Regions from separate parts of the Homo sapiens genome. Here regions 1 and 3 are each linked to region 2. The links are chromatin loops, found by intact Hi-C in ENCODE. Cell type or tissue: chondrocyte. All regions are shown on one strand.

Evidence for each region. Peaks named below come from ENCODE experiments on the same cell type or tissue, not always from the same donor. Only the 100,000 strongest peaks of a DNase experiment are listed, where the experiment ranks them.
Region 1: a loop joins it to region 2, with 4 times the contacts of the local background. A loop is called at or near these places in 2 of 110 quality-filtered maps.
Region 3: a loop joins it to region 2, with 3 times the contacts of the local background. A loop is called at or near these places in 4 of 110 quality-filtered maps.

The regions. Positions count from the first base shown.
Region 1 is chr10:292,286-300,285 of GRCh38, forward strand. The region is part of intron 32 of DIP2C (disco interacting protein 2 homolog C); the gene reads right to left. Among named protein-coding and RNA genes, the nearest start is that of ZMYND11, 160 kb to the left of the region's middle. In chondrocyte, no CTCF peak of the experiment used is centred here; no DNase peak of the experiment used is centred here.
Region 2 is chr10:368,787-376,786 of GRCh38, forward strand. It overlaps DIP2C (disco interacting protein 2 homolog C), which reads right to left. Exons shown (of 37, transcript NM_014974.3): 18 at 708-847. Among named protein-coding and RNA genes, the nearest start is that of ZMYND11, 240 kb to the left of the region's middle. RefSeq lists enhancers at 368-1,307, 4,049-4,556. In chondrocyte, no CTCF peak of the experiment used is centred here; DNase peaks (open chromatin) are centred at 2,975, 4,045, 4,345 and 5,745.
Region 3 is chr10:481,603-489,602 of GRCh38, forward strand. DIP2C (disco interacting protein 2 homolog C) reads right to left here. Exons shown (of 37, transcript NM_014974.3): 2 at 4,857-4,928. Among named protein-coding and RNA genes, the nearest start is that of DIP2C-AS2, 140 kb to the right of the region's middle. In chondrocyte, a CTCF peak has its summit at 3,516; DNase peaks (open chromatin) are centred at 138 and 3,166.

The sequences.
Region 1 (8,000 bases), 77 kb before region 2:
TACTTTCACATCAAGGTTACAATTTAACTGTGTGTCTGAATAAACTCTTCCAGCCTGGCCTCTGTCTCACCCCTTATTTCTTCTCCAGTCCAGTATAAATCTTGGACTTGCGGGGAATAAACTGTCTTTTCATCCTACGCTGTCAAGTGGACTTGAAGTTCGGACTTTTGCTAGAAAAGCAGAGATAGAGAGTTGACATGAGGGAACTTGCTACTAGCCTCTAACTTGCCCTGTCCTTGAACTGCCCTCAAATGGACTCAAACTTAGCAACCTGTTTTGCTAGAAGCGACGTCTCGGAAGGCTGAAGCCCTGATGGCGCCGTGCAACCGAGTGGGGAACGAATGCATGGCTGTCACAAGAGGTCTGTGAGGTCTTCATTCTTCATTCGTGCCTCCTGGCATCACACGTCTGGCCTCCTGGGAACAGGTGGGAAGGTGCTGCTGAGATAATCAGGTTTTTCATCATTTGTCTAAAGAGAGCCATGGTTGAACTTCTCACTAATCCTTCCCTGCAAAGCTACAGAAGAGACTCTTTCTTCCTCCAACTGAGATTCTCACCCAGGGGCAAGGAGCCTTGTCTGAGCCATGCAAAGGCGGATGAGCACAGCTGCCCTCTGCCTAGGACCACCACCCCCTGGCAGCACCCGCTAGCTGGCAGAGAATCCATCAGCACCCCAGCTCTGGAGACGTCAAAACAACCAAGAAACAAATAGCATTCTCTACCCCAACAGAAGTGCGCCGGCATACGGCAGCACTGCCCCCGCCAGAAAGACAACTGCTTCGGACCAGTGCAGCTGGAGCCCCTGACCAATGCCCTGGGGTGGGGCATCTGATGCAGATGTCAGCAGAGCATCCACTGGGAGCCCACCCTGCCTGCCCACACCACTACTCAGCACTGGCCTGATGGTCACTCATGACCTGAAGGGTCCAGCATCCTCAGCACCTTCAATCTCAAAAACCAGCGTGACAGACCAGATGCAGACGGAGCTGGTGCTGTCCTCAGTGCCAACTCTGTGGCATTTCAAGGGGAGCAAACAGGACGCAGGGAAACCCGGTCATGGAAAGCTGAGCTGCAGCACAGCCACGCTCACCGTGTGAGGATGGCATTTATGAATGTGCCGCTGAAAAAACAACCAAAACTTTTACTTAATATTTTAAACTACACCTTCTTCCAAAATTAATTTGAAGCATTTAAAATACCCAATATAATAAGACCATCTGAACAATAAGCTTTTAAAAATCCCCAAAGATAGAGGGGAAATTAAATACTCAAAAACTTCAAGTTAATTAACAGAGATGCTGTGACTGAGTCTAGTCTGCAGCTTCCTGGCAGCTAAGGTACACAGAGGATGAGGCAAGTGTTACTGTCAAAGTTGGGATTTTAATATCTTGCCACTTACTTTGCAACCAGTGAAGCACATAAGAGCATTAAAATCACAAGGAACAACAGTGCTTAAAAATAACAGGCATCATGTTCACACATCCAAAACCACAAACAAAACCAAAAACAAATGCACTATTATTTCTACAGGAGGTCCTCCCAGGACTCAAGCCCTAACAAAAGCTACAGACACTGCATGAGACGGCCCACGGTGGCCACCACAAAAGGCTAAGGGGAAGAAGATCTGGATCAGGGAAGTCCAGAAACAGATACCAATCACCCAAAAAATGAGCAACGAGAGAAAACAGAGGAATGTTTTCATCTAACCTAACCGCATTGCACAAATGAAGTACCAAAGCATACTTTGTGTACTTTTTTCATTTATAAAATTGTAAACTTAACCCTCTCCAATCCAAACTCTTCTGTCCATCCTTTTCCCTTTTCTCTCCCTCGGGTGGAAGAGAGCTCTGTGTTTTCTTCCCATAAAAGACACCATTTGCAGGTGTGGACTGAGCCGACCTTGCAGCCCAAACTGCCCTCTTCCATCTTCTTCCAAGGCCAGATGGGTTCCAAGTTTCAGAGGTGCTCGATTTCTGAACGCTAATCCCGAGCACAGACCCCTGCTACCTAAGACCCTAATCACATGCATCAATACTCTGGGTGCATCAATATGCTGGGTGCATGTAACATTAGCACTTGGGGAGGCTGAGGCAGGAGGATCACTTGAGCCCAGGAGTTTGAGACCAGCCTAGGCAATGTGGCGAGACCCCATCTCTACAAAAAATGCAAAAATGAGCAAGGTGTGGTGGTGTGTACCCGCAGTCCCAACTACGTGGGAGTATCAACTGAGTTTGTGAGGCAGAGGTCACAGTGAGCTGGGATCATGCCACTGCACTCCAGCCTGGGTGACAGAGTGATACCCCATCTAAAAAAAGAAAAAAAAAAAAGAGAAGAAAAAAATGCATTAACGTTTCTGTGGCAAAGAGTGGGATAAATTGTTTATCAATTTATGTCCATTCATAAAGTTTCCATGACATTCACTTGCATCGAATTAAAAAAAAAATTTATTTTTGGGAACTCCTTCGTTTTTAAAAAAATACTTACTGAATAAGACCTCAAAAGCACAGGCCACAAAAGCAAAAATAAGCAAATAGGATTATAAATAACTTAAAAGCTTCTGCACAGCAAAGGAAACAAAGTGAAAAAACAACCTACAGAATAAAAGAATACATTTGCAAACTACTCACCAGACAGGGGATTAATATTCAGGATATATAAGGAACTCAAACAACTCAACAGCAAAGAAAAACCCAAAAAACAAAAAGAAAACTGATTAAAAAATGGGCAAATGATCCAGACATTTCTCAAAAGAAATAAATGTCCAGAAAATACATGAAAAATGCTCAACATCACAAATCATCAGAGAAGTGGAAGTCTTTTTTTTTTCTTAAGTGAAAGCAAGTCTATTAGGAAAATAAAGAAATAAAAGAATGGCTACTCCACAGGCAGAGCAGCAGCAAGGACGGCTCAGCTGCTTATACTTATTGTTACTAGGGAGGCAAAAGTCAAAACTACAATGAGATATCATCTCATTCCAGTTAGATGGCTATTATTGGCCGGGCGCGGTGGCTTACGCCTGTAATCCCAGCACTTTGGGAGGCCGAGGTGGGTGGATCACGAGGTCAGGAGATTGACACCATCTTGGCTAACACAGTGAAACCCCGTCTCTATTAAAAATACCAAAAATTAGCCGGGTGCGGTGGCGGGCGCCTGTAATCCCAGCTACTCAGGAGGCTGAGGCAGGAGAATGGCATGAACCCGGGAGGCGGAGCTTGCAGTGAGCCGAGATAGCGCCACTGCAGTCCCACCTGGGCGAAAGAACGAGACTCCATCTCAAAAAAAAAAAAAAAAAAAAAAAAAAAAAAAAAAAAAAAAAAAAAAAAAAAAAAAAAAAGAAGGCTATTATCAAAAAGACAAAAAATATCAAATGCTGGTGAGGATACAGAGAGAAGGGAACTCTTATACACTGTTGGTAGGAATGTAAACTAATACAGCCACTATGGAGAGCAGTATGAAGGCTCCTTAAAACACACATACCCTTGGGAGGCCGAGGTGGGCTGATCACAAGGTCAGGAGTTCGAGACCAGCCTGGCCTATATGGTGAAACCCCATCTCTACTAAAAAAATACAAAAATTAGCTAGACGTGATGATAAGCATTTTTTCATGTGTTTTTTGGCTGCATAAATGTCTTCTTTTGAGAAGTGTCTGTTCATATCCTTCGCCCACTTTTTGATGGGGTTGTTTGACTCTTTCTTGTAAATTTGTTTAAGTTCTTTGTAGATTCTGGATATTAGCCCTTTGTCAAATGGGTTGATTGCAAAAATTTTCTCCCATTCTGTAGGTTGCCTGTTTGCTCTGATGGTAGTTTCTTTTGCTGTGCAGAAGCTCTTTAGTTTAATTAGATCCCATTTGCCAATTCTGGCTTTTGTTGCCATTGCTTTTGGTGTTTTAGACATGAAGTCCTTGCCCATGCCTATGTCCTGAATGATATTGCCTAGGTTTCCTTCTAGGGTTTTTATGGTTTTAGGTCTAACATTAAGTCTTTAATCCATCTTGAATTAATTTTTGTATAAGCTGTAATCAGAGAAATGCAAATCAAAACCACAATGAGATACCATCTCACACCAGTTAGAATGGCAATCATTAAAAAGTCAGGAAACAACAGGTGCTGGAGAGGGTATGGAGAAACAGGGACACTTTTACACTGTTGGTGGGACTGTAAACTAGTTCAACCATTGTGAAAGACATTGTGGCAATTCCTCAAGGATCTAGAACTAGAAATACCATTTGACACAGCCATCCCATTACTGGGTATATACCCAAAGGATTATAAATCATGCTGCTATAAAGACACATCCACACGTATGTTCATTGCGGCACTATTCACAATAGCAAAGACTTGGAACCAACCCAAATGCCCATCAATGATAGACTGGATTAAGAAAATGTGGCACATATACACCATGGAACACTATGCAGCCATAAAAAAGGATGAGTTCATGTTCTTTGTAGGAACATGGAGGAAGGTAGAAACCATCATTCTCAGCAAACTATCACAAGGACAGAAAACCAAACACAACATGCTCTCACTCATAGGTGGGAATTGAACAATGAGAACACTTGGACACAGGAAGGGGAACATCACACACTGAGGCCTGTTGTGGGGTGGGGGGAGGGGGGAGGGATAGCATTAGGAGATATACCTAATGTAAATGACGAGTTAATGGGTGCAGCATACCAACGTGGCACATGTATACATATGTAACAAACCTGCACGTTGTGCACATGTACCCTAGAACTTAAAGTATAATAATAAAAAAAAAATTAACTGGGCGTAGTGGCCTGTAGTCCCAGCTACTCAGGAGGCTGAGGCAGGAGAATCACTTGAACCGGGGAGGCAGAGGTTGCAGTGAGCCGAGATCATGCCACTGCACTCCAGCCTGGGTAACAGAGTGAGACTGTCTCAAAAACAAAACAAAACAAAACAAAACCAACCCCCCCCCACCCCACCACATACACACACACACACACACACACACACACACACACCAAACTACGAACAGAACTACCATACGATCCAACAATCCCACTACTGGGCGCCTATCCAAAGGAAATGAAATCATCAGTGTACTGGAGAGACATTTGCACTCCTCTGTTTACTGCAGCCTGATTCACAATACCCAAGATATGAATCCACCCAGGAGTCCAACAGCAGATGAATGGATATGGAAGGTGTGGTATATAACATTGAATAGGATTCAGCCATAACAGAGAATGAAATCCTGTCATCTGCAGCAAGATGGACGGAAGCGCAGGACACTAAATAAAGTGAAATAAGCCAGGAATAGAAAGTTAAATACTACACGTTCTCACTCATATGTGGAAGCTAAAGAAAGATGATTTCATAGAAATACAAAGTAGAACAGTGCATACTGGAGGCTGGGAAGGGAGGGATGGGGAGAGATTTGTTAAAGGAAACAAAATCACAGCTGGCTGGGAAGAATACGTTCCAGTGTTCTGTACCACCGCAGGATGACTATAACTAACAGTAATTTATCATTCAAATAGCTAGGAGGAAGATACCAAACATTCCCAAAGAAATGATGCACGCTCCCGATCTAATATCCCGATCTGCTAACTACATGTTATATGTATTGAAACATATACCCTATGAGTTGCACAATTATGTGTTAATTTTATAAAAAGTTAAAAATACACTTTTTAGGAGTTTCAGATTTAAGAAAAATTGAGCAGGATGGTAGAGCTCCCACACTGCCCTACAATATGCCCCAGTCTCAGAATGCGCACATATCCAACATTAGTTAGAATTAGTAAGCCAACAGTGAGACGATTTAAATCTATCCTTTACTCAGCCTTCCTCATTTCCCCCTAATATCCCCTTCCTGTCCCAGGATCCTACCCAGGATTCCACATGACAATTGGCCGTCACGTCTCCCTGAGTTCCTATGGACTGTGACAGTCTCTCAGAAATGTCCCTGTTTTGCTGACCTTGACGGTTTTGAGGGGACTGGTGAGGTGTTTTGTAGGCTGCCCTTTGGTTGGGACTTGTCTAACATTGTTCATGGGTAGACACGGATCACAGGCATTTTGGAAAAGGGCTTTAGAGATGAGCGCCCTTCCCATGGCGTCATATCAAAGCCCCCCTGCTCATCACTGATGGTGACCTCGCACTTAGCTGGGTCACGTTTGCAGGTTTTCCCCGTCCCTTCCACATGCCCTCTCTGGAGGCATCGCTCTGCTCAGCCCATGCCAGAGAGGAGAGGGTGTGTGCTCTCTTCTTGGCTTTTGAGATGCGACACTGCTGGCCTCATGGAGGGCACAGCCTCCTGCCTCTGGGTGACCAAGCCCATGCCTCAGGCCCATTAGCTTGTGATGGGCAGCCGTCTGACAGAGGAGGTCTAATGACCGTGGGGCTGCAGCATTCTCCCAGGTGGAATGAGCACAGAGAGCTGATCCATCTGCACAGAAGTGTGCACAGGGCAGAGAAGCAAGGTGACAAGGGGACTCCTGAGGATCTTCTGGGCTTTGCTTCCAGACCCTCCCTGTCACTGGGCTGCACCTCCACCCAACCCTCCAGTTCCTCAGGCACCTCTCTCCTACTTCAATCTTCGCTTGCTGAAATGGTCCAACTTGGTTTCCGTCACTTTCCACCATGAAGTGTGACTAATGTGGATCAACTTTCCCTTTTTGAGTAAGACTAGAAAGACTTGAAAAATAATTATAGATTTGATATGTTTATGAGCATGTGTAAAAATTTTTTCAAATTAATTTCAAAATGATAGTAAGCTTGCAAGAATGAAAACAGTATAAAGAACACTTCTAACACCCAGGTTCACTGCTTGTTAATATTATGTTCCATCTGCTTTATACTTTGCACTGCCCACCCCATCTTACACAATGTGCACACACAGTTTTTTCTGAACCATTTGAGGATAAGTTAAATACATCAAGGTAAGTGTGGATTTCCTGAGAATAGGAATACTATCTTACAGAACAGTTATCAGTTTCAGTAATTTTAATATTGATCCAATATTTAATCTATAGCCTCTCTTCCAATTCTTCCCATTACTCCAGTAATGTCCCTACAGCTCCGCCTTGAGTGCAGGGCTCACCCTAGCATCAGGCTTAATATTTTGTTGTCATTTCTTTGGCTTGCCTTAATTGGGAAGATTTCCAAAGTCTTTTTTATCTTCATGACGTTGACATTTTTGAAGAATAGTGTCCCTGCCTTTAAAAAATATTTAAAATTATTTAATTCAAAGTGGATCAATGACATAAATGTAAGAGATAAAACTGTAGACTGTTAAAGGAACAGTCATGTGTTGGATATGTCATTTATTTCTTGGCTACCACACCAAAAGTATATGCAGAAAACAAAGAGGATAAACTGGACATCAAAATTAAAAGCTTCTGTTCATCAAAGGACACAATGAACAGAATCAGCGGAGTGAAAACGCAACCCAGGAAATGAAAGCAAGATTTGCAAATCACATATCTGTTAAGGGGCTAATATCCAGAATGTGTAAGGGACTCTTACAATTCAATAGCCAAAAAAAACTAAATGCAAACCAAACAAAGAAACCACTCCAGCTAAAAAGTGTGGAAAAACTTGAATAGTCATTTCTCTAAAGAAGGTATACAAATAGCCAGTGAGCAAGAGAAGATGTTCGACAAGACCATCACTAGGAAAACGCACACCAAAGCCACAACGAGATACCATCTCACACCCATTAGGATAACTACTCTCAAAAAAATAGAAAACACCTACTGTTGGTGAGCACACGGAGAAACCAGACCCACGTGCACTGCTGGCGGGAAGGTAAAACAATGCAGCGGCTGTGGAAAACAGTATGGCAGTTCCTCCAGAAATATAAATAGAACTAATGTATGGTTCAGCAATTCCACTTCTGAGTATATACCCAGAAGAACTGAAACCAGGTCTTGAACAGTATCTATAAACCCATGTTCACAGCAGCCCAAAGGTGGAAGCAACCCAAGTGAACATCGGCAGACAATGGATGAGCCAAGTGTGGTATAT
Region 2 (8,000 bases):
AGCAGGAGACACAGGCTCCAGGATTCCCAGCTGAGAAAAGAGACGGGTTCCCTTTCTGGGGCCAAACAGCCAGGGGCTGATGCTGCCTGTGACCCCATGAGTTGAGCGCCAAGCGTGTGCACCCTAAGAATGGTAAAGCGGCTCCTGGGAGGTGCCTGGGCGCTCCTCGTGGGGCTGGTGGGGAGGCACGGCGGGCCCTGCAGCTGGGCGCTTCCTCATGCATCTGTGGAAAAGGCTTCTGAGACTTGGAAAAAGGTCTCTACTGCTGAAAACAGGTTTCATGGTCACACAAACTCACATTCCTTGATTTTCACATGTGTCTGCCTTGGCGGAAGCCGAGCTTGGCTGTTCCCACTCTGGCTAGTGCCTTAGGGTGACAGATGGGCACGTCCTCTGGGGGAGGGAAGGGAAGCTGCCCAGGCACCAGTGTGGACCCTGCACTGGCCCCGAAGCCTTCCAGGGAAGAGCAGCCTGAGGTCCCAGTGTGCAAAGCTGCCCTTCCCCATCTTCTTGATCGTCTACCAGGAGAGGGAACACTGCCTCAAATGTCTGAAGCCTAACAAAGACTTCAGAAGACTGGGAGTGAGGCTCTCAGCCTGAGGGCACACCACGGGAACGCGGGAACGTGGGAACGCAGGCTTTGGTGACATGTGTTAGAAAAGCATTTAATAACTGGTTAATCTGTGCAGCTCGCGACCCACACTCACCTCCAGGCATCACGAGGCCGACATCCTGCACGGTGAGCACGGACAGCTTCTCTTCCGAGTCCACACGAATGACCCCATAGGTCAGTCCATGCATGGAGAGGACACCCCGGCCCGGGGGCTGGTTACTGTCATCCGTGGGCCTGTAATGACAGTTTTTAACTTGAATATGCAGGAGCAGATAAGCCATCACAATCACAGATGTGCAGTCAGCACACATGCGGCAGGCTGGGCACCTCTGGGCACAGTGCTGGCACCCCAGGCACAGTGCTGGCTGCCCATGTGGCTGCATTAGGGGATGCTCGTTCTGTTTATGAACAGCTGGCAGCGAGTCTACTGCTTCCGCCTCTACATTCCCAGGGAATCCCAAGAACACCCGTAAACTACCAACGCAGCTCCTCTCCTGCCCCCTCTATGCAGGCCCTGCACAGACCAGCTCTCTCTCCCCTCCCTCCAGGCCCTGCACAGACCAGCTCTCTCTTTCCTCCCGGCTCCTGCTCACTCCACGGTCTGCTCTTCTAGTTTTGCAAATGTCTGGAGGGTGGTGCATCCACTCCAAGAATGCAGACAAAACCACTGAACAGCAATGATGGAAATCCTGACTGTCCAGCCTCAATTCAGATGCAGACTGCCTGGGCGTATGCCCAATTTTATAAGAATCTAAAATAAGATTTACGCTGTGCCATTGTGGCTGCCAAGTTCTAAGGAAAACTATTTGGGTGGCAGGCAAGCTGTAGAATGCATTGTGGGTCAGGAGAAGACGGGTCCGCATAAGGCAGTTTTCAGAAGACCACTGCGCACACGTTCACCACGCTGGGGCCCACCCCACCTCCTCTGCCGGACACCCCAGCTTGCTCCCGCCTTGGGGCTTCTGTGCTGGTTCTCGCTGCTACCCAGGACGTTCCTCCGGCAGACGTCCACACGGCCCTCTCCCTGTCTCCAGGGGACTTCTTGTCCCCTCAGAAAACACCCCCCACCCAGTGTGCCCACCCCACAGCACACACCTCTGACTACCTGTGCGACCTCCTCCCTCAGACCCAACTCTCCCAAGAGCGGCCACAGTTTGTTTTGCTCACTGCTGCATCCCAGCCCTGGAAAATGTCTAGCAATGAATAGCTGCTGACTGAATTTGCGAACAAATAAGTTAAAATCTAAGATCACGGATTACATTCCTGAAAACTAACAATTCCTCAACGGTTATCTAAGTGAGTCACCACAATTTAGGTACACATTGTTTCTGTAATTTTCCATTTATAAATCTTTAACGCACTTCAGACCTAAAAGCTGGACTATAAGTTAGCTGTTTAACTTTAAAATATTATGGTTTATAATGAAACTGAAGACATAAATGGGGAAACATAAAAGTTAATATTTGGAAAAGGAGATCTCATTTGAATGAAGTAACTGGTGTATTGAAAAAAGCATGAAAGACTCTGGAAAAAGAATTATTCTAGATGTAAGAATCAAAAAGGATAGAGCTAACCAGATATAAAAGAAAAGTCTCCCCAAATAAGAAAACCCACACGGAACTACCTAGATAGGGCGAGCTCAGATCCCCGGGCTTTCCATTATCCTCCTGGCCTTTAATTCCTAGAGACCCCAAACAAATCAAAACTTCAAAATGAAAACACAGGTGTTGTCAGTGGTCCTGCCACCATCCCCTCACCCTGCACCATCCCCTCACCCTGCACCATCCCCTCACCCTGCACCATCCCCTCACCCTACAAGAGTCCTCTACAAAGATCAGCGTGGAAGTCAGGCACTGTGAGCTTCAGCATCTGCTGTGGGTTGAATCGTGTCCCCGCAAAAGATCACCCCTTGTATCTGTGAGCTTATTTGGATGCAGGGGCTGTTCAGACACAGATGCCCCTGGACTTACAACTTGATAAACCCATTGTAAAGGCGGAAATTGAAGTTGAGCCACCGTAAGCCAGGGCCATCTTATGACCAGGTTAAGATGAGGTCATACTGGGTTAGAATGGACCCTAAATCCAATTACTCTGTCCTTGTAAGAGAAAAGAGAGGTCCTGACACAGGGAGAAGCTCACGTGACGATGGAGGCAGAGACTGGAGTGACAGGTACCCATCCAGGATAGCTGAGCACCCAAGGCTGGGGTGAGGCCCAGGGCGGATCGCTGAGCAGAGCAGCACCCGAGGGAGGCTGGGGTGAGGCCTGGGCTGAGCTGAGCAGCACCCGAGGGAGGCTGGGGTGAGGCCTGGGCTGAGCTGAGCAGCACCCGAGGGAGGCTGCGGTCAGGCCTGGGGTGGGCCCCCTCAGCACGTCCAGACGCCCAGCCCTGTGACACCTTGGGGTCTCCAACTCCAGCCTCCAGAAGTGAGACAAGTTTCTGTTGTTTAAACCACTCAGTGTGTGGTACTTTGTTACGAGAGCCGGAATACGCTATCTTAGTGATAAAAATTTAAGGTACACTTATTTTTGTTTTTAAAAGCCACATGAAAGCAAAATGCTAGGCTAGCCAAGATTGAGAACACTGACCTGCCGGGCAAGGGCCGGAAGGGAAAAAGTTATCTCAGGGCCCAAAAACGTATGTTTTATTGTCTCAATCACAAAAACCCCCTTTCCTTTTTTTTTTTTTTTTTTTGAGACACAGTTTCACTCTGTCACCCAGGCTGCAGTGCAATGGCGTGATCTTGGCTCGCTGCAACCTCTGCCTCCCGGATTCAAGCCATTCTCCTGCCTCAGCCTCCTGAATAGCTGGGACTACAGGCGCCGCCACCACAGCCAGTTAATTTTTTTGCTATTAGTAGAGACGGGGTTTCACCATGTGGGCCAGGCTGGCCTCGAACTCCTGACCTCGAGTGATCTGCCCTCCTCGGCTTCCCAAGGTGTTGGAATTACAGGCGTGAGCTACTGTGCCTGGCCAAGATCCTCTTTTCTATGTTTAAACACAGTTAACGAGAAATAAGACCTGCACATTTAATAATTGAATATGTTAAGATTACAAATTGTGTTTGCTATAGGAACTTTTCAGTTATGCTTATACAATGATAGTTCCAGGAGGCTGAATATGTTCATATTAGCCACGTTAACCTTCATTAATTTAACCTTCCACTGTACATTTATTCATATTTGATAGATTCCCTTGCTAGTCGGAGAAAACGCACGGCCCCGGGATTCTTTCCTTGCAGATGTGCAAGACACTGGCATACAGCCAGGCACAGAAGCGCAGGAGGTCCCGACACACAGCCAGGCACAGAAGCGCAGGAGGTCCCAACACACAGGCGGGCACAGAAGCACGGGTGCTCCCGACACACAGGTGGGCACAGAAGCGCGGGAGCTCCCGGCACACAGGCAGGCACAGAAGCGCGGGTACTCCTGACACACTGGCAGCCTCACAGCCCCACCTCCCCACAGACGTGGTGTTTGGGGCCACCCCTTAACTTCTGACCTGGTGGTGCTGATGCCTCCCCCTCCAGATGGCAAACCAGTGCCCCAGGGGTACCCTCCGTGTGCCAAATGGTTCTGACTCTTTCATGCATAGGGACTCGCTTAAAACTCACCATAAGCCTATGGCTATTATTCCTCACTTTCAGATGAGAAGATTCGGGCACAGAAAGGTTGACTTCACTGCCCAAGTGGGTGGTGGGGCTCGGCAGGACTCAGACCCAGAGCATAGCCCCTGCTGACCTGAGTGCCCGCCCCTCCCTGGTCTTTGCCTCTGATCCCAGGACACTGAGTGAATCAGTCTACTGCTCTCTTCTTTTTATAAAAACTTAGAAGCAAACAGCACAACCAACGTCAGCACATTCTTAGTATGAACAAGGCAAACATCACAGTCAAAAGGCAAAGTCCCTGTTTCTGCTCCAATCCTATGCCCCACAAATAACCACATACAGATTTTTTAATGTCAAAGTTTAGACTCCTAGATATGCAGTTAAGTATAAAATATGTATGTATACCAATACATTGATTTTTAAAAGAAAAGCAGAATCAAGATGATGCTTATTCTATGTTGGCAGAAAAGCTGAGTGTTGGGAGAAGCTGCGGCAGGGCTTGCAGGTCTGACATAATGTAAGAGTCTCAGAACATGTCTGGGGTCCACGGTCTAAAACCCCTTGTGGTCTTTGGAACACCAAGCTCTGTGCTAAAGGGTGGAAGGCTGCCCTGACACACCATAAACTAAGCCCAGGGCATAAAATCCCTCGTGGCTTGGATAGAATCCAGGGCTTGTGGCTCTGGAATGTGTCTAGACTTGCTGGCTCCTTGCTCTCCCAGGGTCGATTGTATCCTGAGTTAAAAGAACCTGCTCTCCATTATCTCAAGCAGAATATGTTCCACATGCTTCAAAGAAAATGCTAAACCGTCACAGCTGTAAGATCATGCGCTTGCCCTTTCAAGCCCCACATTCTCAACACCTGTTTCTTTGTTTGATCACCAATAAATAGTCTGGGCTTCCAGAGCTCAGGGCCTTCGCAGCCTCCATACTCGCAATAGCCCCCCGGATCCAATTTCTCTCTCAAACTGTCTTTTCTCATTCCTTTGACTCCACCATACTTTGTCACCCCAACAACCTGGTGTTGGATCTGATCACCCCAACATTCTAAAACTCACTCTCTTCACTAAACATATCTGCAGATCTTTCCATGTGTCTGTGTGTGGGTGTGCATCTGTGTAGGTGTGTGCACCACTGAATTCAGCTGGTTTGTTACACACAGTGTTTAGTAATACAAATATAAGATCATATATTTTCTTTCATTCAATTTTTATACAGCTGGAAATGTATCTGTAATATACATACCTAGAAAGAAAATGGAGCATCACAAAGCACATATACTTAAATTTTTAAGAAGACCTAAATATCCTCCCAAAATAACATACTTTGCATTCCCACTAACAGAACAGGAGTATTATTTTCTCATCTACTAGAAAAGCACCTCACACTGGCTGTATTGTGTTGTGGTTATATATTTAATGACCTATTCTGCACAGCAACCCTGTGGAGATGGGTGCAGCACCATGACCCTCCCTGTTTAGCAGACAGGGGCAGGGGCGAGGAGGGCTGAGTGCTACCCAAAGCCACTGCTGTGGAGTGGAGCCAGCGCCAATCTCAGTCTGGCTTCAGAATCTGTGCATCTGACCACAGCGCCAAGCTGCTCAGCAGTGCCCATCTCTGCACTCTTGCCAACACTTAAAATGCTTCCCAATTTGTTCAGTAAAACACCATTTGTTGGTCCAATTTGTGTTCCCTGTATTATTGAGAAACTTAGATGATATTTATCTCCATCAACACCTTGCTAAGAAGTAAAAATCCCAAGTAGGTAGATGAGGTGAGGAAGGGAAGAAACAGTCCCCATAGGCAGAATTCGAGGGGGTTTAAAAAACATCCACCTTAATAATCAATATCAGTACATTAAAAAATGGCTAATAAAGGTATCCGCCCATTCATCAACTTCCAAACTCAGTTCCCATGTGAAATGGTGTTCAAGACCAAACAGCTTTGTGTGTCTCATGAAGAATATGGATTCCAGGAGGGACCATCTCAGTGATCTCCAGGAATGTAAGGAGGCAGAGTCCTCTCTTGGAGATATGGAAGGAGCAAAATACGTACCTGTGTATACAATACCACGATGACGTGCAAAAGGGAAACAAAATAAAACTAAAGGACAACAGAGTCTGGATGTTTTGTTGCCTGCAGATCTCACGTTGAAATGTGACGTCCAACAATGCAGGTGGGCCTGTTCTCGCAGTAACACGAGAGTTCTCACTTTATGAGTTCACGTGGGATCTAGTTGTTTAGAATAGAGCTGGGCACCTCCTCTCTCTCTCTCTTGCTCGCTCAATCTCTCACCATGTGACATGCAGGCTCCCACTTTGCCTTCTGCCATGATCATAAGCTTCCTGAGGCCTCACCAGGAGCTGAGTAGATGCTGGAGCCATGCTTCTCTTACAGCCTACAGAACTGTGAGCCAAAATAAACCTCTTTTCCTTATAGATTACCCAGTCTCACACATTCCTTTATAACAATGCAAACACACCAACAAAAAGGAAAGAAGCAGGCCAGACCTTGCAATGTGGCCTCACGAGGAATGTACACTATGGCTTCCATTGAACCATTTGCACCACTGACTTGTCATAGCATTTCCAGCCTCTGGAAAGCATTCCATAAGCCTTGCCCGCATAACACCTTGAAGTAGCAGCTCCTATAAATTTCATGAACACATCTGCAGTTTGCTACTCCTGACCACAAGCAGAGCCAGGCCAGGCTTGGGACATTCACACAAAACAAACACATCAAGTAGTGAACAAGCCTCACAGCCTCCAGTTCTAGGGCTTAACAGAGAGCCACACTGCACCTGCACAGCTTCAGTGCCGCTCATCATTTGCTGAATCCCTTAAGCAAGTGAGTCAACAAGGTCTTTCATTTTTTTTATCTTATACGGGCGATCTCCAATGTAGTATTCCTCAGCTTAGCAACAACGGCACATTTAGAGAAGAAAGAGTTAAGCTGCAGGCCCCTCCTCCCCAGCAATCTTTACACAGCATTTCTATGCAACGGACCACACACAAAACACGCCTGCAGTCATGTAACGGCGGTAACATTTGTTGAATTCTTACTATGTACCAGGCGTGCTTTCAAGCTCTGTGTGTGTATGAACCCACTCAATGCTCACACGGGCCTCTGACGTAGCTAACTGCTGTGATTCTCATCTACAGACGAGGAATCCTCAAGGTGAAGCCCTGCCCACATGACAAAGCAGGCGCGAGAGCAGCGAGATGGGGACCCAGGCCGACCTCGGCCCCCGACAGAGCCGGCAGGGAGAAGGACCCAGGCCCACCTCGGCCCCCGACGGAGCCGGCAGGGAGAAGGACCCAGGCCCACCTCGGCCCCCGACGGAGCCGGCACAGAGCAAGAATGAGGTGGTGCTCATCCCACACACGACGTTCCCTGTGCTGGCGTCGAAGCACCTGCACAACGTTGCTTCTTTGGGAACACGCATTCCGGTTCCAGACAAAATGCGAAGTTACCAGGAAGCCTGTTTGAGAGTGGGGTTGGGAGGGGGGGTCTTCCCTTCTGAACTGGCAGCCAGAACCCCGAGGAAGTGTCTTTTTTTTTTTTTTTTTAAACAGGGCAGCTACTCTGGTCTTGAATCACCATTCACCACCAAAGGTTTCTCTTTTAGATGGACGTAAATCAGCCCTGATGAAGGTGCCGGGGCAGCCACACAACGCACACAGAACACAGAACATCTCCTCTGCTTTCTTTCCTCTCTGGGCCACTCTTTTTCACAGCAGCAGAATGAACTAATAAATTCACAGTACTGGTAAAAATGCCC
Region 3 (8,000 bases), 110 kb after region 2:
TACATGTTACCATCTGCCATTTAAATTTACCCAAATCAAGAATAAAAATAAAACTGCAGCCCAGATAGACACCTGAGGCAGTGGAAGGTCTCCGGTGCCTGTTCAGGGCTTCACGTGGATCTGAGCATCATGCGGACACGGTGGCGTCTGCCCTCAGGGACACTGCACATCCATCCTCGTACCACGGTAGGGACGGTCACTCAGTGGGGCGGGGGGAAGTGAGGGCTGCCCCGGCCCACCCCCACAGGCAGACTCAGCCCCTCCGTGCCGCACCCACACATCCATACAGCAAATACCTGCCCAATGTCCACTTTCCGTGAGCAGGCAGCCGGGGCCTCAGGTGATTTACATACTGCTGCTGGGGGTTGGGGTGGAGACTTAGCGTTTAGTAACCACCACCCAACTATGACAGTGGTATTTCAGAGACAGGACGACATGGAGATGGGAATCCGGATGGTCTGACTGAAGGATCAGGGGAGAAATCCCTCAGGACAGAGCATCCAAACTGAGCTTTAAATGCCACCTGGACACGGCCAAGTGCACGGCCTGAGCAGAGTTCCTCATGTGGATGCAGCGGCATGGCTGTCGGGAGGGACAGCGGCGTGGCCATCGGGAGCCCTGGTAGCAGGGAGGAACTGAGACAAGTCCGTATTTGTGATTTGACTCAACAGTTGGACAGCACAGTGCAAGCCTGCAGGCCAGAGGCCTCCGGTGCAGACAGTGTAGAGCTTAACTCACACTGACCATGGGAGGCCTCTTCCTGGAGAGGCTGCTCACGCGACCCCATGATGGAAAAAGTGTGGGGCTTAACTCACACTGACCACGGATACCTCTTCCCTGGAGAGGCCGCTCACGTGACCTCATGGAGAGAGGCTGTGCCGCACAGACAAACCCCCTTACAGAGTCCTTGTAACTTGCACCTGGGCATCAAGCTGTCCGGCTATTGAAGGAAAAGCAAGCTGGGCTTGGAGAGGAATACCAGATCTTCATAAATCACTCAATACCAAGAAACATTTCACAGACAAACACATAAGAAGTTGCTGTGAGAAAGAGGAGCTGTATCTGAGCAAAGAAGGTTCCACCATTTATAGCCACACTGAAATTTTACTCTCTAAATCTCCACGGCCTGTGTCATACAAGCAGTGAGGCCTTGTTATCCAAGTCGACACTGTTATTAAGATCTCTCTGAAGAGGCTGCCAGGCAGTGGATTTTATTTCCTAGGTTTACAACTTTGACTGGGCTTAGAGACTGATGAGGGATGGGTTTGAACCGCAGAAGGGTGAGAGCGAAGTGGGCAGCTTCCCTAAGCAGCGTCTTCTCCCTGAAGATGATCTTCCAGGCACCCTCTCTGACCCTTCTTTCACTGCATGTATAACTCACATTTCTTCCTGGCTCCGGACAGTCTTTTCCTCAACTAGATTTAGGCAGGTGCTCAGCACCAACGCTCACTTCTGAATCCCGACTGGAGGCCCCGACAGACGCTGCCCTCCTGAGCAGCTGGGACGTGCCTGGCTGGCCTAGGGAACAGAACCCCCATTGTAGCTCGTAATTCTGCATCCCAAACAACATCCTAGAAACACTTTTAGAATAGTTTCTGGAGGAATAGGAATGTAAATGTTAGGAAAAAAGGGTGGAAGTTAATCAGAACACAAACCCCTTACAGGCAAGTGCGCAGCAGCACAGGGGAACAAGAAAGAAAGATGTTTTCCACGAAGATCCTGCACAAAGGAAGTCACGTCCCATGGGGCCAACCAAGAAAGCAGCCTCGGCTTTGGAAACGTCTGCGTTCCTTGCTGCTTCCCAGGACAGCTGCACATGGTGCACACTTGCGTGTCACAAGCAACGTCTCCAAATGAAGGTCGGCAGGGAAACAGCCTCGCTGGGGCCCTAGCACCGCTGTCCGGAGTCCCCCCATCCTGAGTCTGGTGTCTGGGCCTCAATCAGGCGGCCCGGGCCGTCCTTCTCCTGTTTTCCTCACGTTTCCGGCAGATAAATTCTGAAATGGACCTCGTGGCTAAAACCCAGCCCTGTCGCCTTCTCATCAGCTCTGCCCCTTGCTCCTGAGAGGGTGCGAGGGAATCAGCCCAGAGAGGGCTCCTGAGAGGGCCCAGAGAGGAGGAACGCAGTGGAGGCCAGGAGGCGAGGCGGGGTGTCCTCTTCTGAGACCCCAGTGGCCAACTGTAATAATAAAGTTTGCCTCTATGACTTCATTTTACCAATTTTTTTTTTTTGAGACAGGGTCTCGCTCTGTCCCCCAGGCTGGAACACAGTGCCACAATCATAGCTCACTGCAGCCTTGACTTCTTGGATTCAAGCAATCCTCCTGCTTCAGCCTCCCATATAGCTGGGATCACAGGCACCCACCATCATGCCTAATTTTTTCTTTTGTAGAGACGGGGACTCCCTTTGTTGCCCAGGCTGGTCTGAAACACCTGGACCTAAGCAATCCCCTTCCTCAGCCTCCCCAAGTGCTGGGATCACAGGCGTGAGCCACCACCCCCGGCCTTGTATGTGATTTTAAAACACATTTTGAAGTGTAACCCTGAACACGAACCTAAAACTTCCACCTGCATATGATTTTCTTCATTCTGGTGGAAAATGCACTGAACTCCCTTTTTGCATCATGAAATTCCTGTATTCAAAATACTGTCCGCCAAAGTAATTCTTACCTTTGAACAGAATCCTTACCTCTAAGAACATACTCTATGATTAACTGCTTTTTCTATTTCAAAAACCCTTACTTTGCTCTTTGGAGATGGAAATCTCAAAATCACTCCTTCTAGCAGATCTCAGAGGCCAAGACCCATCAGCTCATCCTTTAATTGGGTCTTTGGCTATAAGATGAAAGTCTGTAGAATACCAGTGGCTTTAAGAAGTTTTATAATTTGTCACGCATTCTTCTTAAGTGTTTTCTAAGTGGTGCCCAACTGAGAAAGGGGAATTGTAAAAGCAACGTTCTACTTCAATAGGAAACGCAGAACTGGGCCCTGATTCACAGGGACAGACCTGGTCTCTGGCGAGCTCTGGGCCTGTGGAGCGACCTGGCTCACTGGAGAATGGGACCCTCAGGCCCCCAAGGCCACACCCTACACGTCTGTACGGGATGGCACTCGGCGGGTGGCCCTTTTCTAATGTGTACCCTGCTGTGGGGCTGGCTCTCAGCAAAGCAGCGCTCACCGAAACGAAAGTAAAACAGAGGCCGGTTCCCTGCGGTGCTGGCCACCCGCTCCCGAGCCGCAGCTTCTCGGACGTCGCACACCCCGATGTGGGCAGAGCGGAATGTTCTCCTCGGCGCTCCTTCACTGTGCTGCAGTCTACACCGAACCACGGCAGCTCCATTCGCTGCTGTAACAAGTTGAAAAAAAACTAATTAATTCAAACTTTAGTTTTTTTTAAATTTGTTACAGCGCTGAGCAGAGCTGCCGACCCCATGCAGGACAGCACACAGACCACCAAGGGGACCACAGGGCACGACCGCCCTCTGCGCCCGGCTAAGGCCAGGGCCACCGCGGGAGGCACGGTGCGCTGGAGAACCGTCCTGGCAAGCGAGGAACCGCTTCTGTTTCACTTTTGTTTGGCAAGGCAAGAAAGTTAAAACCAACAGCGTCCGTGGCCTACAGTCAGACCCCACCTTCTGCAGCACATGAGGGCACCTGCAGAGGGGAACTCACAGGGACAGGGCGGGGGCAGCTGTCGCCCCATGGCTCTGCGAGAAGAGAATGAGGGAGGGGGCGCAGGCCATCAGGGGATCTACCCAGCACTGCCCTGAAGCCTCTCGCCCCAGCATTCCAGCCCAGCCCTCTGCTCCCCTTCTCTCGGGTTCCTCGGCGTCTATCCCTGACTTAAGCCTCTGCTAAGCAAGGTCCACAGAAACATGTTCACTGTTACATCACTGTCTCAAAAATCAAGGCAAGAAAAACACGAAATGAAAACAAAACTACCAATAGCAGAATCTCCACACCGTTTCCTGCAGCCTGAGCCTCAGGAAACTTTCCTTACTGAGTCAACAGGACCCGGACGGGCCTCGGGAAGAACAGAATCGGGGTTTGTGCAGGTGTGGACATGTGCATCCTTAAACCTTCTAAAATCTTCTTTCAATGGTAAGAACTATGCAAGTTCAATTTCCACCTTTAAAATTTATGTTGCTAGCCTTTATGTTTGAGGAAGAAACTGCTTGTGTTAGCTTTAAGCCATTCCTCAAGCCTACCAAATTTTCAAGGTCGCTCTTGGGCTGAATTGAGCTTGCCAGCTGGGAACTGAGGTGCTAGAATCCCCATCTAATATGAGATTCTTTTTCCTGACATTTACAGAACCCAGCTCAAGTGCAGGAAAGCTGCCAATCTGCACACGTAGAAACGCTGGCGGGAAACCGACTGCCCTTCTCAAGAATCATCATGGATGTTTGCAACCACATCTCAACACACAACCAGCTTTCACGATTGCCAAGTCCTGGGCGGGGTATCACAGCACTGTCTAGATTTGGCCTGTGCCACCAACAGAAGCCTTGGATTAAACCAGAATCAATAGTAATAAATAGCTCTCTAAACCAAATATGTTGAAATCACTAATGCACTCATATTTTTACGATTATAGCATTTTAAAGTAACCAACCCAATACCGATCTCTACTTATAGAGAAAACACCTATTAGGCACACTTATAGAAAAATCCTCTGTGCCTTGTATATTCACACAGCACGTGTGATCACTCAAAGGAACTGAATGCCTGGAGGGTGAACGCCAGACGCCTCCTCCTGCCGACTGGGAAGCAAGGGAGCGTCTGCCTCCAGATGTTTCTCTGGCACATAGTGAATGCGGGAAATGAGAGGACTCATGCTACTCATGGGGGTTACCTACTCGGAGGCTGCGGAAGGTAGGCTCCAATTAACTTTGACCTCTTCTTTTCATATCCTTTTTGTGTGATGTCACCTGCAAGAGAAGGAAAATGAAGTTCAGTATGGTCTCCGTGGATAGAGCATTATCATTCAACGGTGCCCAAGAAGACACAGTTATCACAGTATCTTCTGTGTGCCTCATTGTTAGAATTTTAAAAGCAAGCACTGCACATCAAACAACTTCAGTTCCTCCCCTGCTCTCGAACAAAAGCCCACAGCATGTAAGTCACTAAAACTCATTTGTTAAACACACGCCTGTTTCTGGCCCCTTCTGTATTTATCCGGATGGGGTCCAGGGTTAGACCCCTGCCATCTCATCCCCACCCGCTGGCACAGGAAGCCAAGCCTGGTGGCCGGGGCTCTCGTTAACTCAGTCAACGACAGATCCTGCAGCTGCCAGGGCCGGGATGGCCGACACCAGCACCTATTGGCATCTTCTTCATTAACAAGATGTTTTCTAACCAAGCAGGTCGGTCACAAGGACTTGAAGCCGCCACAGTGTTTTTGAAAAAGGAGTGACAAAGGCTAAGGGAAGAAGCAAAAGGTGTGAAACCTGCAGAAATCCAGAAGACAAGAGAAAGGTGCTTGTGGTGAGGCAAGAATCCACATGTTAAAGCTCACAGACAGCCACGGACGCGCAGCAGCCATGCCTTTCCTGGAGCCAGCGCAAGCACACAGGACAAAGCCACCTCATCGACACACAGAGGCCCTTCCCATTCACAAGCTCCAGCACACACAGAATACTCATTCGCTGTTCATTTTTTTGGATCTGTTGTATTGTTTTCTAAGACTGATCAAACCATAATTCCAAGAAGAGTGAAAAATTCAAGCTTTAACAAAAATATAGCAAATGAATGAAAAGTTATCAAGGTACACACACAAGCTGGTCAACTCACTTTTCCTAGTGAAAGGCGGGCAGTCTCGGATGCTGCCTCTGCCTCCACGGCTGCCTCCACCAACTCACAGCTCATGATACAGGTTCTCGTCTCCCCCACGGAACACAAGGCTGACGTCTCAACACGGAGCCAAGAACCAAATGACACGGAACCCGCATCCGCCCATCAATGAGTGTTTTTTTTTTTTTTTTTTTTTTTTTTTTTTGAGACAGTCTCTCTCTGTCGCCCAGGCTGGAGTGCAGTGGCGTGATCTCAGCTCACTGCAAGCTCCGCCTCCTGGGTTCACACCATTCTCCTACCTCAGCCTCCCGAGTAGCTGAGACTACAGGCGCTGGCCACCACGCCCGGCTAATTTTTTGTATTTTTAGTAGAGACAGGGTTTCACCATGTTAGCCAGGATGATCTCCATCTCCTGACCTCATGATCTGCCACTTCAGCCTCCCAAAGTGCTGAGATTACAGGCGTGAGCCACCGTGCCCAGCCGATGCTAACTAGGTAGCTGGCCACTGACAACAAAGGACAATTTCTGCAGAAATGTTAAAGCTTGCCGGGCACTCCACACCGGCAGCCATCAGCTGCCCACTACGGAGACGCTCAGTTGCTTTTGGAAATGCCTTGTTAACCCGTTTTACAAACAATGTCCAAAATCTGAACCACAGAAGCAGCCACATGTGCACGTGCTTGATTTAAATCGAGCCCCCAGTCAATCAGCAAAGAAAATTTCCAGACAAGACTTTAATAAATCCTAGGTTACTATCATCTCTCAAAACCTAGGAGGTGGGAAAGGGTGGCAGCACTGAGTAACTTCCATGCCCCGCATTTTCCCCCAAACCAGGGTCTGGGAACTAAGTCTCGAGGCTGAGCCCAGCTTCCAGGCCACTTCTGGAGACACGCTCTGTGCTCACGGCCTGCTCCTTGCCGAGCTGCAAGGCAAGACAGTTCAGTGCAGCTCTTCACAGGAGGGTTTGCTGGCCCATCCCCAAAGATGAAAGTGTTTAATCCTTATAAGAACTTATTTTACAGATGAGAATTTGAGGCACAAATGGTACTCACGTTCCTCACCCAGGACCACAAATCTAAGACAAAACTCTGTCCAGCTCCAAAACCATGTCCCATGAAAACCACACCTAGAGTCTTCCACTCTAAAGCTGGTGTGGTGCCCAGAGGCCGCAGCCCTGGCTTCCTGGGCTTTCCTCGCATGTTCACGCCCCGTACATCCTCCTGACTCCATAACCTGCCTGGGAAGTGCCCTTCTCCGAAGGAAACGGGACTCTACTTCCTGCTTTGCCCTCTCCCAGCCCCTGCCCTGCATGGATGACGCCTCTGGGTACCCACGGCATAAATCACACGCTGTAGCTTGCGTGATGTCGTGGATGACTGTTCATGGTTTATTTGTAACACACATGCACAGTTATCCTTAAAACCAGACAATGTCCCATAGAACTGTGCCCCAACCCAGTTGTCTTACAAACTGAAGCCAGGGTGCTCCTGCGTGTACCACATGTACCACACACACAGACGTCTGTGCCTGACGCAGAGAGACCTGCAGGTAAGTGACTGGCTGGGAGTGCGCTGAAGACCTGGGCAGACGCGGGGTGATCATTTACCTGTTCAGTTACTGGGGGGCGGGCAAAGGGGAAACTTACGATGATTCTATCCCAAAATGCAGAAGACGACGGCTTGATGTGCATGCTACCCCAAAGCCGAAGCGCTGGATGCCACGGCCCTGAGACCAGGCTCACTCAGGCCCCAAAGCTCATGGCTCACAAACTCCTGCTACGTTTTCATGGAAAAAGTCCAGTTATTTTTAACTCTGGACTGCCTCAGCATCTGGTAGACAGAGGTCCACCAGATTCCCATGATAGACTCGCTGCAGGTTTACATGAGCAAACCTTCTAGCAGCACTTTTACATGCCGTCCTTTATTTTGAAGAACCAATGTTTCCCGTGCGAATACAATCAGGTCATAGGTGACAGGTAGATAATAGATGATGCATATAGACAGACGACAGAGATGATGGACAGATGGCAGGTGGTGGGAGGTGAGAGACTGACAGGCAGAAGCTAGCTGGCTGACTACACAGTATCCTCCCTGAACAGCTTCTTGGGTTGGGCCCAAGGCCTGACCTTCAATCAATGCCACGCTGTCACTAGGGAGACGGTGGCTCTGACAGTGCCTGGTGCTTCCTCCATTTCACACTAGGGACACAG